2 separate regions of the Homo sapiens genome follow, and region 2 is linked to region 1. A link is an interaction called in ENCODE POLR2A ChIA-PET data of the cell type or tissue named here. Cell type or tissue: Panc1. All regions are shown on one strand. Each heading gives the region's core, and the rest is flanking DNA. Links, peaks and the distances in the headings are about the cores only.

What was found. ChIA-PET counts read pairs that join two places held together with the same protein. Peaks named below come from ENCODE experiments on the same cell type or tissue, not always from the same donor. Only the 100,000 strongest peaks of a DNase experiment are listed, where the experiment ranks them.
Region 2: POLR2A ChIA-PET joins it to region 1 with 5 read pairs; 3 of 35 experiments call an interaction of 5 or more read pairs at or near these places.

Annotation. Positions count from the first base shown.
Region 1 is chr17:33,206,605-33,214,936 of GRCh38, reverse strand. The region is part of intron 1 of ASIC2 (acid sensing ion channel subunit 2); the gene reads left to right. Among named protein-coding and RNA genes, the nearest start is that of ASIC2, 83 kb to the left of the region's middle. In Panc1, for the core only: no CTCF peak of the experiment used is centred there; a DNase peak (open chromatin) is centred at 5,053.
Region 2 is chr17:33,154,698-33,163,029 of GRCh38, reverse strand. All of the region lies in intron 1 of ASIC2 (acid sensing ion channel subunit 2), which reads left to right. Among named protein-coding and RNA genes, the nearest start is that of ASIC2-AS2, 47 kb to the right of the region's middle. In Panc1, for the core only: no CTCF peak of the experiment used is centred there; no DNase peak of the experiment used is centred there.

The sequences.
Region 1 (8,332 bases), core at 187-8,186:
GGGTGTATGTCTGTAGCTCCTGAGCTTCTGTTCTCTGGTCTGTGCAATTAGAATCCTAATCCTTTCCTGGCAAGTCTGTTGGGAGGATTAAGAAGGTGGCTACTTTCACCCACCTAGCACAGCAGCTGGCATGCAGCAGACATGCAATTTTAGTTTCCTTCTTCTTGAGCTCTGTGGTTTCTGTCATTCCCTCCAGGTGACCCCTTAGGTCCCTGTGACTCTGGGATCAACAGCATCGGCATCACCTGGGAACTTATAAAGGCAGAGTTTCAGGCCACCCCAGACCTATCACATCAGAATCTGCATTTCAACAAGATCTCCAAGTAGCTCATATGTACAGTAAAGTTTGAGGCACTCTGATTTAGGCTTTGAGATTGAAGATGATGGTATGCTTCCCAGACACAATAACCAGCACCAATTGAAGGATAAAGGGATAGATTTAGGAGCCTGGTGCCAGGGAGCTCTAATATACCACCTCATCCACACATACACAATGTCTGCCAGCTCCAGAGGACAGAGAGGATGAGCAGATTCACCTATTCCCTTAGAAGTCAGCCCAGGAGGCTGCAGCCACTGAGAAGTCAGCCTTCAGGCCATCAGCCCAGTGTTGTATTATGTGTCTGAAAAAGAGGAGCATCTTGGGGAGGAGACAGCCAAGGGTACAAGTAAGAGGGTGTAGTCTTGGTGGGATGTAGCACCTGACCCCATATCATGCTGACATTCTAATTTATTGCTGGGTTCCCAGAGCTGCTGGCAGAGGCCTCAGATGGGAGCCAGGGATGTTTCTGAGCTTGGATAGCAGGCTTTTTGCCATTTAGGTCCCAGTCATTGTGCATGCCATGCTACCCTGGGCACGAGAGATGGACAAGAACTTAACCCCACACTTGGCAGAACAACCAGGTGGGCTCAGGGAAGTGTGCACATTATACCATCAAGGATCGCCTGCCACATAGGCTCAGCCCCCCTCAGAAAGAATAACAGCAGCACACTCACCTCTGGGTGTCATATCTCTGGGTTATTGATCATATCTTGTTATTCTCTCAACTTGTGAGAATGCCCAGAGGGGCCAGGGAGAGAATCAGTATTCCAGGGCTTGGACCACCTACCTATCCTGTCTCATTAAACCTTGCGTCAACCTTCTGATGAGCAACCCCATTTTCCAGAGACACAAACTAAGAATCGGTGAGATTGGCAGCTGGAACATCCAGCCTGGGTGGAAAGAAGGGGAAAGGGGGAAAGAAGGGGAGCTCACCAGCTCCACAGAGCTATTATCACTCACCCAGTTGGCAGATCAGAAAGCTAAAGTTGAAACATTTAAGACACTTAGAGACCGCAGGACGATGGTAACAGGACCTGAACTAGGGACTAAGCTATCAGGAACCTAGGTCATGGTCTTTCAGTTAAGCCATGCTACAGCCACTGAGCTTCACTCCCAGGCCTTGTCTCATCATTGTTGCAAGGCCCAGCTTCCAATGGCTAAAAGAACAGGCCCATGAAAACTCTGAGAGTTCTGGCCACTAACACACCCACTGCTGAACCCATCATCATTTCCTTCTCTTCCCTGAAATTGCCAGCCCCTCTTGTTCCTGCAAGCTCATCTTCAGAGCCTTCAGATCTACGAACCACCAGGGCTTGTTTCTGGTCTTTCCAAGCAAGGTTTTTTTTCCACCTTCAGTTCTTAGGACCAGTCTATGCCCACCTCCTGGCCCTGGCAGCCAGAGAAATCTTCCCATATTAATGTGCATTGGAGCTTCCCCCTGTGGGATTGTTATCCAGCCTGCAGCTTTGAGAGGCCAACACAAGGAGCCTCAAGACCTGCTTTCATAAAAGCTGAATGAAAATAATCTGCACAGAGTGTGTTTTGGATGCTCTTTTAATGGGCTCAATATTCTACCCAAACTGTGTTTATACGATTAGTTTGCTTAGCACATAGATATAAAAATCTGGGGGCGGGATCTGAGAAGTCACGACACTTGCAGAGAAATAAAGTGTTTTATCCAAGATCACAGAGAAAGTGGCTGGCAGAGCTGAGACAGAACTCCAGTGCTTGAGCCTGTGCTGGCCTCTATCACTCAGTTACCTCCTTTTCTTCCATCAGGGGGCAAAGGAATGCTTGTCCTAATTATAGAATGCATTGGTTCAAATTGAAGTCAATGTGGCTAGGAGGAGTAGGATAAGGGAAAGGGGAGGGAGCAGAGGCCCCTGCTCAGACCTCCTGTGCTTAGAGAGAGCCAAGGACACCTGCAGGCCAGCCCATTCCTTTCTTGCCCTTGACACATGCTTCTCATACCCCATTCCTTTCTCATATTGATGTCTTGATTCATTTCTCTTCCTCTTGCTTTGGAAAGTGTGTGTTTCCTATTGCTGCTGTCACGAGTTTAGTGGCTTAAAACAACAGAAACTTATTCTCTTACAGTTCTGGAGGTCAGAAGTCTGAAAGGAGTCTTGCAGGGCTCAAATCAAGGTGTGAGCAGGGCTGGCCCCTTCTGAAGGCTCCCTGGAAGAATTCATTCCTTCCTCTTCCGGCTTCTAGGGGCCGCCACATTCCTTGGATTGTAGCCACATCACTCCAATCTTTGCTTCCATCGTAGGTGCCATCTCCTCTTCTGTGGTCACATGTCCTTCTGCCTCCCTCTTACAAGGACCCTCAGGACTACATTGAGATCACCCAGATAATCCAGGATAATCTTCTTATCTCAAGGAGCTTACCTTAATCACATTTCCCAGGTTCCTTTTGCCTTATAAGGTAATATTCACGATTTCAGGGATTAGGACGTGGATATCTGTGCAGACAGTTATCCAGCCTACCACTCATAGTAACAAAATGTAATTCAAAGATTGGGAGCCTTAGAGACAGACAGGGAGTCCCATCCTAGCTCTGGCGCTTGCTACCTGTGTAACTTTGGGCAAAGTTCTGCCCTTCCTGAGACTCCTGTTTCCTCTTCTGTAAAATGGAAGTCACCCTTCCTGGGCCATAGTGAGGATCGATAGGATCCACACCAGGCACCCAGCATGGAGCTGGTGTACTGTAGGTGTTTAATGTAGGCAGCCAGGCACTAGGGGGATCCTGGAACCCGTCTTCACTGGGAAGGAGGGTATGGTGGTCTAGCACAGCCTCATTGATTTTAAGGATTCAGCAAATACTTTCGGGATGCAAGAGCCAATTGTGCAAACAGATCAGGACTCCATTATCCTGGAAATTAAGTTAGCACCAGGTCCATCTGGATTAGCTGGTAATGGAGGAGGCAAACTGCTGATCTGTGGTGAGAGAATTCTGAATAAGTGAGTCTGAGATAATGCAATATTGGGAATAGATGAACGGGGCTGCCTGCTCTGCCTGTTTCCCTGCTGAGAATCCCCAGCAGGTCAGATCTTCACTTTGATTTTTTTTTTTTTTTTTCATTTAAAGAGATGTTTACTTTATCCTATCTTTATTCAGATAAGGCATTTTTACTTTCCTCAGATCCCTGGGGTCACCTTGGTGGTGATGTCCCCCAATACCTAGCGTGCGCTGGTTAATGTTTAACGACCAGCTTTCAGGGAGGGGAGGAGTCCTGAGTGCCCATTTCCGTGATGTAAATGCCCCCTCCATGGCTGACTTGAAGCCATCAACATGATATCACCAAACACCAATTTGGGAAAGGTGAGCACAGCTCACCTGAGCTTATGCAAGCTGGGTCCAATACACAGCTGCATCACCTTCAGCCTCATCCCTCTACTAACTACTCTCTCCACAAACCCCTTGGTCCGTGGAAGGGCCACACACTTCTGCGCTGTCACACATGCTATCCGTCACCCCTGGAACTGTCCCCATTTTCCACTACTGAAAATCCTCTTTGTTCTTCAAGCCTGGACTCATTAAGTCCACCACATGAATTAATCCCCTCTTTCTCTGTACCTGACAGGGCATTGCTTATACCTTTATTTGGCATTTCTTTCATCCTGCCTTGCTATAGACAGCTAAGTCATCAAATGTCTGTCTTCCTGGTCAAAGACTGAAAGCCACATACTGGCTCTGGGAAGAGTCTAGCCTGAGTCAAATCCCTCTAAGTAGTAGCTTCATGACTGACTCAAAGCCCACTAGTTTCTCAAGTGGGAAACAAGGGTACCCGCCCACGCCTGTTTTCTTTTGAGGAATTCCTGGGAGGGTATATAGGGAGCATCTAGGCAGGGTCCTGCACACGATGGGTGTGCCCTTTGTTATGAAGGGTGAGGCTTTCCTTTGGAGGGCAGGGCCAAGCCTCCCTCCTCGTTGTCTGCCCCCATATTCCCTGCTAAGTAGAAGGTGCTCACTCAGCCAGGACTTGAAATTAAATCCCTCAGCATGTGCGATGCAAATAGAGATGGTGGGGAATTGCACCCTCAAAGGTCTGCAGCTGGCCTCCAGTCTCACCCATATGGGCTGAGCTTTCACAGTCTCAGGCATTCTAGCTCAGCCTGGCAGCCTGGGTTGGGGGGTGGAGGGGATGAGAGTGCAGATGGAGAGTTTTCATGCTGGTTTAATCTTGCAGACATCATAGATAACTTGCAAATGTCAGATGTGATGCACACAATTTAGAAGGCAGGAAGGAATCTGGAGATATTAAGATATTTACTGGACCACATGAGGAAGTAGGCTCAGCTCAGAGGCGGCTCATATTTTCATTAGCTGAAGCTGAGTGAACTTGAGCAGCTTAAAGTCTTCATAGAAGCTTCCCATTTTCTTATTCTGGATTTGAGTACAGTTGTTTCATTATGCAGAGTAATGTTGCCTAATGGGTACTGGCTCCACTGGTGTCTGTGAGGTGGAGAAACATGGGCGACGTGGGGAAAGTGGCCACTCAGAAACTTTCTTTGTTAATTGGATCCCAGAGACTGTAAATGACCCCCAGTGGGTGGGGGCATTTGCTGCTTACACTCCTGCACTCTGTCTCTTTTCCCTCTTCCACTTCGGGGTTAAAGTTAGAGGTTTCTGGATTCTGTGCTCAAGACCAAAACAGACCAAGTCAGGAGTTGTTCCCTATTTGGACATAGTTTATGGGAAGCCAGGTGAATAATTACACCAGAGCTGTGACTGGTCAGTTAGGTCAGCAGATGACGTGATGTTGGAAAACAGAGGAAGTGAGCAGCTGGTGAGGTCAGGGGATTCAGGAAACTCAGTCTAAGGACACTGGCTATGTTCATGCATTCATTTATTCATTCACTATTCACTCATGTATTCATGCTGTTGCCCAACCAATATTTATGGGGCACTTAACTTGGGTCAGGCACTAAGGATATGATCATAAGCAAAACAAACATGGCACCTGCCTTCCTATAGCTCAAGGCAGTGGTTCTTAAGCGGTGGCAGTTTTGGCCCCCACGGGACAATTGGCAGTGCCTGGAGACATTTTTGCTTGTCATAAGTAGGGGAAGCTACTGGCATCTGGTGGATAGAGGTCAAGGATGCTGCTAAATATCCTAAAATGCACAGGACTGTCCCCTGTCACAAAGAGTTATCTGGCTATAAATGTCAATAGTGCTGAGACTGAAAAACCATGGTCTAGAGGCTTTAAGGTGGGACATTCCTTTTTATGCAACATGGGTTTTTTTTTCCCCCACAAGGACAAATTATTTGTATGGCTGACCTATAGACTTGCTCATAAGTTGACAAAAAACAAAACTGGAACAACTTATAAATAAAGTTTTAAATATCCCAGCAACCAGAATAATAGCCTCTATCTCTGTGACATGGCAGAAGACTGGGAGAAAGAGTCAGAAAGTCTTAGCTCAGGGTTAGTGAGTAAACCCTAACGGATGTCATGTAGGATGGTAGTTAACAGCATGGGCTTCCTGGGCTTCGAGGCTTGAGTTCTGGCTCTTCTACCTCTAAGAGTGATCTTGGGCCATTCACATAACCTGCCACCAACTCATAAAGACAAGCAGCTGATCCAAATAAATACACACCAGAGCATTAGAAGGCAGCCAAATGCACTGGCCCTGGAAACATATATAGAGAAGGCCGGGAAATGAGACAGGAAAGGAAGGCAACCAAAAACAAGTACACTATGAATCAAGTCGGCACCATGGACAATTGGAACTCCTCCACACCTCTGCCCATCACTGTCATCTCCTTAGCTTATCCTTCATTTTTTCCATTCAACAGATATTTACTGAGCATCTGCTATGTGCCAGGCCCTGTTCTGAGGGCTGAGACTACATCAGTCAACAAGACTGATCATGTCTTTCATAGATCCTGCATTTTACATAGAGAACAAGTTAATAATAATAATAAATATAATAATAATAATAAGCAAATATTCTGCAAATACAAATTTTATGATAAAAATAGAATAAGGTGATTAGATAGGGAGTGACTGACTTTGTTGGTCAGCAAACCAACCTCTAAGGAGGTCACTTTGAAGCTGAAACCTAAAGGAAAAAGAAAAAGTAAGCCAAGCAAAGCTCTGAGGGAAAGAGCATTCCAGGCAAAGTGCCAGCAAGAATGAAGGTGTCCCAAGGGAGGGAAGTGCTCCAGGTGTTCAGGGAGCAGAAGATGTAGGACTGCGGCACCGAGTCTGGGATGGGTTGGGGAGGGTGGCAAGCCCTGAGTAAGGAGCTTGCATTCTGTTCTAAAAGAACTAGATGGCCAGGGGAGGGGATTTAAGCATTGTAGATTGATTACCCCACCTGGAATCATGTTCTTGACTTTAACCTTCAGTAACAGATTTGTAGTATTTTTCCTCTGCATCTTCACACCAACACCAGCAGGTAAGATGCACCTTCCCAAACCCACCTCAGTCCCCATGAAACAAACACATCAAGGTTATAACCAACACCCTTCCCTTTACCTCCCCCAGTCAGGGGGTCAGGGGATAGGACACAGCCTCTCACTTCTCCATTCACTCATCCACTCACCCCATAAGCCATCACTGAAACCAGTCTTAGTCTGGCTCCTCTAGAAGCAGACTCTGAAAAAAGGACAAGTAGTTTATTTGGGAGATGATCCCAAGAAACACAGATAGGGAAACAGGGAAATAAGACAGGTAAGAAAAACAACCAAAACCAGGTACATTATTAATCAAGTTGGCACCATGGGCCATTGGGACTTAATCCCACTGGGATCTCCAGGAGCCAGGGTGGAGCATGCACTTGGAGTTCTCCCACCTGAAGGGTGATGGAGTCTTTGGTGGAGAGCAACTCCTGAGAGGCACCTACTTTCTAGCACTTCTGGCCAACAAGTGCTCTTGGCTCTTGGCTGTCAGAGAGAGCCCTTGGATAAAGAAATGCAGGTGCCGATGGTTGGAAACGGGGCCAGTGTGCACTAAAATGGTTAAGTCCAAGGCGGTATGGGCAGGACACTGAAAGCATCTGCTACAAGCCGCTTTTATTGCTTCATGCCATTCTTGGTGCTAAGAATACATAGATGAAGATGGTCTGGTTTGTTCTCTCCAGGAACCGACAGTCTGTCCCTGTTTCTTTTCTTGTCTACAATACAGGTCTAATAGTAATAAGGCCTACCACGCAGGGATGTTTTGAAGATTTGATGACATGACACATATGAAAACCCTGTGCAAATGAATTGTGGGTATAGACTTTAGATGTTATTATCATCATTCAGCAAGTGACTTTACTTGCCACAGCCTTAGCTTCTTCTATCTGTCAAATGAGAATAAGAATATTTGTTCTGCTTACTTCAGACAGCCATCAATGCTTTAAATGAAACAAAGAATGAGAAAGCGCTAGGATAAAGCGCCGTTCACCACTTCCGTCCGTCCTCTTCGCACTAAATGAATCGCTTAAGGACGGGGATATTGTGGGATTCTCCTTTATAAGCCCTTCTCCTCAGACTGAGTAGGGTGCCTGGCATATAGTTAATGCTCAGTAAATCCTGGTTGCATTTAATCAAAACCCACATCCATTGTCATTGTGAAATGGTCAGGGCGGGAATTATTAAACACAATTGACAGATGAGGAAACAAAGCCTCAGAAAAAGGGCAGGGGAGTGATGCTGCTAGAAAGGGACAGAGCCAGAAGGAGGATCCTATGGCTCCCCATCCCGTGAGCTCTCCACTACCACCTTGGAATGACCATTGTGGGGACACTCAAAAATCGAACAAAAATATTGATGTTTCCTAGGGGCAAACCAGCCTGCTGATCTTCTGGCAATTCTGATCTCCAGTAACTCATCCAGGATCAGTTTAAAAACAGCTTCTCCAATCTAGAGGTGTCTGGGTAACCCTGGAACTTCACCCTGTAGCCACTTTATTTGTATCCCCTCAGAGCCTCCCTTCCCCAATCAGAGACCAGGGCCATGGAAGGATACTCTGCCTTGGTTTGGACACACAGCTGAGTGCTTGTCTGGGGATAGAAA
Region 2 (8,332 bases), core at 19-8,018, 52 kb after region 1:
AAAAGCTTAGCCCAAGAACAGGCCAGTAGACTCTCAGTCAGAGTTCAGTGCAGGAAAGAGAAACAGCCATGATCACTTTAGGTATAAAAGGGATTCATAAAAGGAAATTGAATGCTTACAAAATTGCCAGAAAAGACGAAGGAGTGTGCTTCAGGTTGTGTCTTCAGATGAACCACAGAGTGACCTACAGAAGCTGCCCTCCAGGGGAGCTGCTACCAGGAAGGAAGAGAAACAGGAGCCACGGCCCCCTACCTACTCCACTCACCTTTAGACACCCACAAAAATAGCAATTAATTTGTGAAATGCATTCCCAGTCACTGGAATTGACATTCAATAGTGAGCCAAGTCCGAGTGTGAGACAGTTTACCCAATAACTAGAGCTGGAGCATCAGGTCTGAGCTGGCCCTGAGGAGAAGTGGCTGGAGGAGGGCAGACACATTCCAGAGTGGGGATCAGGGCTCAGCCTACAGCTGGGAGTGGGGTGAAGCCAGGGATTCAGTTGTAGACAGGAGGGGGCTGTGAGGAGCATGAACCCAGGCAAGCCATTTCAACAGCTGACTTCCAGACAACATCCATATTTGTTGCTTGTTTAGGAATTTTGCCCTGTCTGATATCACTTGAAAGAAATGGGCCACCTTTCTGGGGTGGGGCAGATGTTCCGTGCGAGGAGATTTATGTGGCGATGCTTTTTGGCCCAAAACGCTGAAACAAGTGTCATCTGAGCATCCCTTATTCACCTTCACAGGGTGGCCGCAGGATTTGCTTCTCAGTTGTGCCTAATCAGGAGCTCATTGTATCTGTATCCCCAGGAGTTACAGCCTCCAAGGGGCAGGCATGGGGTGGAGGCTCATATTAACCAAGCTCTCACAAAAGACTGGAGGATAAATAGAATGCCCAGTGATTAGCTTTCCTTGGAAGAGATGACTGCTAGGCAACATGAAAGAGTCACGTCAGGTGGTCAGCACCTTCTTCTTTCAGCAAGATGTCCTTAGAAAGCCAGCCTAAGACCAGATGGTTGCTTGATGGAAGCTGAAGGGATCTTGGTTATGAGAACGGCTAGTGTCTTTACCTTATGCTGATCTCAGGTCCCTGTCTCTCCCCTGGTGAAGCAGTGTGGTGTACTTAAAAGCACAGTTTTGAAGCAAAAAAAAAAAAAAAAAAAAAAAAAAAAACCTAGGAATTCTGGCTTTATTACTTATTCACTGAGAAAGTCCCTCATGCTCCCTGATCCTGTGTGCAGAATGAAACCATTATACCACCTCCTGGGATCCTAGTGAGGTTTGCATAAAATGCCGTGGGGAAAGACCCCAGCCATCAGATGGTAAAAGATATTTGTTGAACACATACTATGTGCCAGGCACTGTTCTAGACTTCAAGTATATTTTTGTGAACAAAGCTGAAAGAATCCCAGCCCTCAAAGAGCTTACATTATATTGGTGGGAAGCAGAAAATAAGCAAGGAAATAAATAAAATATTTGAGAATGGATAAGTGCATTAAAGAAGATAAAATACAGTGATGTGGAAGAGTGTGATGGTGGGACAAGGTGGAGATATGGCTTTAACTAGGGTTGGAGAAGGCCTTTCAGAGAAGACAAACTTTGAGCTAAAGCTTGAATAGTATTAAGCAGACATGCATGCAAAGGGCAGGGAGAAGAAGCAGGAAGAGCAGCACGTGCAAAGGCTCTGTAGTGGGAACAAATTAGGTTTGAGAGGAAAAGAAGGTTAGTGTGGCTGGAGCATATAAAGGAAGACAAGATCCTTAGCACACTGCCTGGCATACAGTAGGTGCTCTATAAACCTTAGTCCTCTTACTCACTCCAGCAGGAAAGACTAAGGTATGCATGTTAGCCATCTCCCCCACCCTTTCTCAGCACAGGAGACAGCCAATTCCTGATTCTTTCACCCTGGAGCAGGCCTTTATCTTCTATTATAACAATAGATGCTGCTACTTCTCTAATGGTGATTGTATTCTAAGCTTGTGTTGAGATTTAGGAAACCCCTTCAATGCTGCAACAGCCCAGCTCCAAGCTGTTTCAGGTCTCTGCTGCTGATGGCTTAATCTCACCTCCTTTATGTTGAATTTACTAGCTTCAGTTTCAAAGGAAGGTGTTTTCTGTCTTTGCCCCAGTTGTCCACCCTAAGCACACTTGCTGAACAACTCAGAGGTGCAAGAGCTGAGGTGGAGGACCAGGGCATGAATTGTCCCAGGGCCTCTCCCCCCGCCATGAACAGCACTCCACAGGCCACAGAGAAGCTTGCAGTCTGTTTGGAACCTGTCAGTGCCTCCCCATCCAAACCCCATCCCAGCCATCTTCCCATCAACCAGGCAGGTGGAACCTATCAGAGGGGCATTCCTGCTCTGTCCCACCTCTCTCAGATGTGTTTTAAAGAAATAGCAGTCTCTGCTGCCAAGCCACTTGCAATGGAATGGGAGAGAGGCTCTGCCCATGCAGAACAAAGACAGAATGATCTCCAAGTAGCCTAGAAATGTGTAAAAAGCTGCTTTGGACTGCCCCACTACACAGTGGAGCACCAATGAAGAGGAAGAGACTGTCAAGGCAGAACGTAAGCACAGAGACACTGAGGTTAGCCCTGAAGGTGGTGTTGGGAATAGAAGGACTCTGCCTGTATGCCCACAAGTCTTGAGTTCAGAGTTTCTACAACTCTGAGACTCCATTTTCTTATCTATTAAATGGGCATAATAATGCCCTGAGAGGTTCCAGGTGGGAGTGGGACATCAGCTCTGGAACCTAAAAATATTAACAATAATCATTATTCACTGAGCATTTTCTTTTCTTTTCTTTTCTTTTCTTTTTTTTTTTTAACAGGGTCTCTCTCTGTCACCCAGGCTGGAGAGCAGTGGTGCGATCTTGGCTCACTGCAGCCTCCACCTCCTAGGCTCAAGCAATCCTCCCACCTTAGCCTCCCAACTGGCTGGGATTACAGGTGTGCACCACCATGCCTGGCTAATTTGTTTATTTTTTGCAGAGACGAAGTTTCGCCATGTTGCCCAGGCTGGTCTCAAACTTCTGAGCTCACGCGATCCTCCCACCTTAGTCTCCCAAAGTGCTGGGATTACAGGCATGAGTCACTGCACCCAGCCTTTCACTGAGCATTTTCTATGTGCCAGGCATTGTGCATGCTATGTGAACTGTCTTACCAAATTTTCCCAGATATAGGAGGTCGGTGCTATCATTATCCTCATTTTATAGCTGGGGAAATTGAGGCACAAGAAGATTAAGTAACTCATCCAAGTCACACAGTTCAATATAGTAGTCTGACTATAGAGCCACAACTCTTATGCACTACATAAATCTACTTCAAACCAGCCCCATATTGGAAGATCCAGGAGGAAACTCTAACCCAAGAGTGGGCAATTTCAAGGCACTTTCGTTAGGACCCAAAGTCCTCCATTGAGAAAGGGAACTGGCCTAGGCAGGTCATGTGGCGTGGAAGAAGCCCAGGCCAGGTAACTAGGAGGACTAGATTTTAGCGACCGTGTATGAACTCTGATCCTTTACTTCTCGGAGCCTCAGTTTTCCCATCAATAAAACGGGAGGGAGAGGGGAGACTGATCTAGAACAGTGTCTCCCATCCTCTTTGACCACAGCCCGCTTCACCAGAGTAAAATCACTCACAGCCTCCTGCTCATCTGTCCCAGTATTTTAGCAAAAAAAAGAACTCAGAGATAACATGAAAGTGTTACAGGCAGACGATTTTGGGGAAAGACTAGAGAAAGATTTGCCTTAGGAAGGGAGATAGATGATGCATCGTTGAAGTGCAATGCATACATGCCTTAAAACCCAGCCATTGAAAAATCATAAGCCCAAATTACTGTTGTTAAGCAAACAACCCACAACAAACTAAATGGGTAATGATGAAACTAAACTAATGGTAATTTATCATTACAAAGCAAGAAAGGTGGCAGCTGGAAAGCAGCAGCAACTCAAGACAACACTGCCAATGCTCTCGCTGGTAACCACGCACATCCCCAGTCACTAACTCAAACTCTCAGCTGGGCTCAGGTGTGGTGGGGGTGTGGCAGTACCGCCCAATTGCTTGGCATGCAGACTTTTGTGCTAGAATGCCAAATTAAAGTCTTCAGTAAACTCCAGCAACACATGAATTCCATTTGTGAGTATCGATGTTTAGTAAATTTCTACACCTCACTTAATTACAAGAGTTGACCTTTATTGAATGCTAACGCATGCCTGTCCCTATATTAAGCTCTCTGCAGGCATCTGGAATCTTCATGATGCCATAAATAGGTATAAGGATTGTCTTCATTTTACAAAGGTGGAACAGAGAGACTGAACGGCTTGCCCGAAGTCACTCATGGGTGACAAGTAGTAATATCGGGTTTTGAACTCAGACAGTTTGGCTCCACAGCCTGCGTTTTATAGGTTGCTGAGAAGTAGGCTTGGTAACAGGTAAAAATTATTTGGCCATGCCAATCACTCTCCTAAAAGGACAGAGGATTTGCATTATTGGATTAGTTCAGAGCCCACCTGGAGATCTTTGGCATTCACAGCGATCCACAGACCAGGGCCCAGCAGTTAATACTCCAGGGACCTCCTGAGCCATCCCTTCATTCACCCCCTAGACCAGTAGGGGAAATCCAGCAGCCCACTGGGAACACCTCTCCCCAACCTTGTCTCCCAAGTTTTTTCACTAGCCGCTGCTCAGAAGTCATCTCACCTTTCCCTTGAGGGGGTGGCAGGATTCACTCATTCATTCATTCATTCATTCATTCAAGTATTGCTGAGCACCTCCTATGCGCTAGGCATTGTACAAGGCACCTGGGATGGAGCAGTGAGCCAAAGAGATGAAGATCTAATCACAGAAGACAGACAATAAACAAATCAGTAGGGTTATACTGGTAGGATACCAGATGGTGATGAGCACTACGGAGAAAAAATAAAACAGGAGAGGAGGACAGGGTGTGCTGGTGGGTTCATTTCCATTTTAAACAGGTGACATTAGAGTCACCCTGAAAACCACGAGGATGGGAGAGCAGAAAGCCATGTCAATGCTGGGGGAGGAACATTCCAGGAGGAGGGAACAGCAAGGGCAGAAGCCTGTACTTGGAGAGCTTTCAGGAAAGCAGTGTGAGCCCCTGGGGAGAAGTGGTAGGTGATGAGCTCAGAGAGTCTACCTTTTGCAGGGCAGTACAGGCCATGGTGAGGATGTGGCTTTGACTTAGAGTGGGATGGAAGCCATGGGAGGGCAGTGTCGGGGAAACGTTATTAGCACTCCAGCTGCTGTGCTGCAAGTACACAACATGGGTAAGTGCAGAGGTGGTGAGACCCACCATTATTTCAGGTGAGATATGGAGGTGCTCAGACCAAGGTGGGAGCAGGGAGGTGGCAACCTGCTTGCATTCTTGATATGTCATAAAGACAGATTCAGTGGGATTTCCCAATGGGTTAGATGTGGGGTGTGAGGGAAAGAGAGGAGTCAAAGGTGACTCCAGGATGTCTGACCCAAGAAACTATAAGGATGTAGTTTACTTATAATAAGCTATTTACTGATGTAAGGAAGGCCACATGTACAGGAGGCAGATGAAGAGTTTTGGAATTGGACAGACTGGGCTTGGCTTGTGGCTCTAGTACTTAAAGGATACATAGTTACTTAACCTCAAAGAGCCTCGGTTTATTCATCTGTAAAATGGGCATCACGGTGCCTATCCTACAGGGTTGTGATGAGATCAAAGAGATAAGAGATGTAAGGCTGGCCTGAAATAAAACTTAGCATCATTTCCTTTATGACATCATTCTTGGCCTTCATTTTGTCAGAAGCCCTGATTGGTTGGTTTCCCTGGGGGTGTCTAGAGTTGGACAAGCAAGGTAATGAACTCTCATTTCACTGACCAGGGAGAGGGACACTGAGGAGGGGAGTGCTGGGGGTTTTTTTGCCTTGACCACGTGCCATCTCATGAGTTAGTTGCAGTCCCTGAGTCCCCATCCTGACCTCTTGGATCTCAGCCTCAGTAACCTGCCTGGGACCCCCGCTGCTCCCAGAACCACTATAGCCAGGCTATATTTCCCAAGGCAAGGGAAGGAAAGGGTTGAACCAGCATTGTCTGAGCATGTCAAGAGGCTCAGGCAGTGGTTCCCAGCCCTGACTACCTAACAGAATCACCCAGACAGCTTTTTAAAATCATGATATCCAATATTCCCTTCCTCCCGTCTCCCCAGTCTGATTTAATCAGTTCTGGCTGCAGCCTAACCCAAGCACTGATTTGTTTGTTTGTTTGTTTGTTTTTGTTTTTTTTGAAATGGAGTCTCGCTCTGTCGCCCAGGCTGGAGTGCAGTGTCACAATCTCGGCTCACTGCAACCTCCGCCTCCTGGATTCAAGCAATTCTCCTGCCTCAGCCTCCTGAGTAGCTGGGATTACAGGCCCATGCCACCACACCTGGCTAATTTTTGTATTTTTATTAGAGACAGAGTTTCAACATGTTGGTCAGGCTGGTCTCAAACTCCTGACCTCGTGATCCACCCACTTCAGCCTCCCAAAGTGCTGGGATTACAGGTGTGAGCCACCACACCGAGCCAGCATTTACTGATGATTATTTTTAAAAGCTGATCATTTTTAAAAGCTCCCTAAGCCAGGCATGGTGACTCATGCCTAATCCTAGCACTTTGGGAGGCCAAGGTGGGTGGATTACAGGGTCAGGAGTTCAAGACCAGCCTGGCCAAAATGGAGAAACCCTGTCTCTACTAAAAATACAAAAATTAGCCAGGTGCAGTGGCAGGTGCCTGTAATCCCAGCTACTAGGGAGGCTGAGGCAGGAGAATCACTTTAACTGGCAGGGCGGAGGTTGCAGTGAGCCAAGATCATGCCACTGCACTCCAGCCTGGGCAACGGAGTGAGACTCGGTTAAAAAAAAAAAAACAAGCTCCCTAGGTGATTTTGATGTGTATCTAAGTTTGAGAAATTCAGAACCAAGTTATGATTTTGTCCATCTGACAGATTTTAAAAGCTGTGTGAGGCCCAGAGAGGTTAAATGATTTCTCCAGTCTCTCAGCTGCTAAGTGGTAGAGCCAGAATTCAAACCATGGTAGGTCTGACCTCAAAGCCTGTAATCCTTCCACCACATTAAATTGGGGCCTTAAGTAAAAAGTGCTTACAATGCACTCAAGTAGTACTCTGCGGCTCATTAACTCCTTTACAGAAAGGCTGTGGAGGACCGGGTGCAGTGGCTCACACCTGTAACTAGCACTTTGAGATCACTGGAAGTCAGGAGTTGGAGACCAGCCTGGCCAACACAGTGAAACCCCATCTCTACTAAAAATACAAAAATTAGCTGGGTGTGGTAGCAGGCGCCTGTAATCCCAGCTACTCGAGAGGCTGAGGCAGGAGAATTGCTTGAACCCGGGAGGCTGAGGTTGCAGTGATCCGAGATCCTGCCAGTGCACTCCAGCCTGGCGACAGAGCTAGACATCGTCTCAAAAAAAAAAAAAAGAAAGAAAGAAAGAAGAGAAAAAAGAAAAAAAAAAAGTAAGGCTTGTGGAGGCAGAAATGGCCAAAGAAGCCTCAATCATCAATGTTAGGATGTTCCTGGTAAATGACAGCATACATCTAAAGGGGTTCAGAAGTCAGAAGTATCTAAAGCTATTCAGAAGTTAGAAGAGGAAATGGATTCCCTGCACAGATGCTCAGTTTCCAGATGGATGCGCAGACACCTGTGGAGCAAATCCAAGAGTCCTGGCATCAGGAACCCTTGCTGCCAGCCCACAGTGCGCCCACCCGGCGCTTGAATCAGATAAGCGAGATAAGGATTCGTTCAGGAACAGCCGTGGTCAGCCAGCATTTATTGAGCACCCAGCCAATGCCAGGTGTGGGGTTGGGCGCTGGGCTCCTCGATGCGTTACAGGCTCCTTACAGCAAACCCACGCAGGCACAGGCCCTGTGGCTCTCTATGTTGATTGGAAGTCTTGGGACTCCAGCTGGAGCTGCTGCTCTCACAGGTGCTGCTTGGAGAAAAGACGCTGCCGCCGCCGCCAACAACTCAGCACCGCGGCGCAGGTGAAAGACAGCCCAGAGACTGGAAGCTTGGCCTTCAGTGTCCCTCAGCGCAATTAGAAATGCAAATACACCACACAATAATTACAAACAAGTTTCAACTCCTCTTCCAGCCTCACAAACCACCTGTTAGGAAATTAAAAAGGATTTATTTTTTAATTAATGTGACAGTAATTAGCAGAAAGTTCAGAAGCTTAAAACTAGGCCTGCATGGGAAGGTAGGCATTGAATAAAAAGTGCGATTTTATTTTGCAAAAAGCTCCAAGCATGTTTGGGATTCAGCAACTGCTCTTCTCTGCCTCCTTA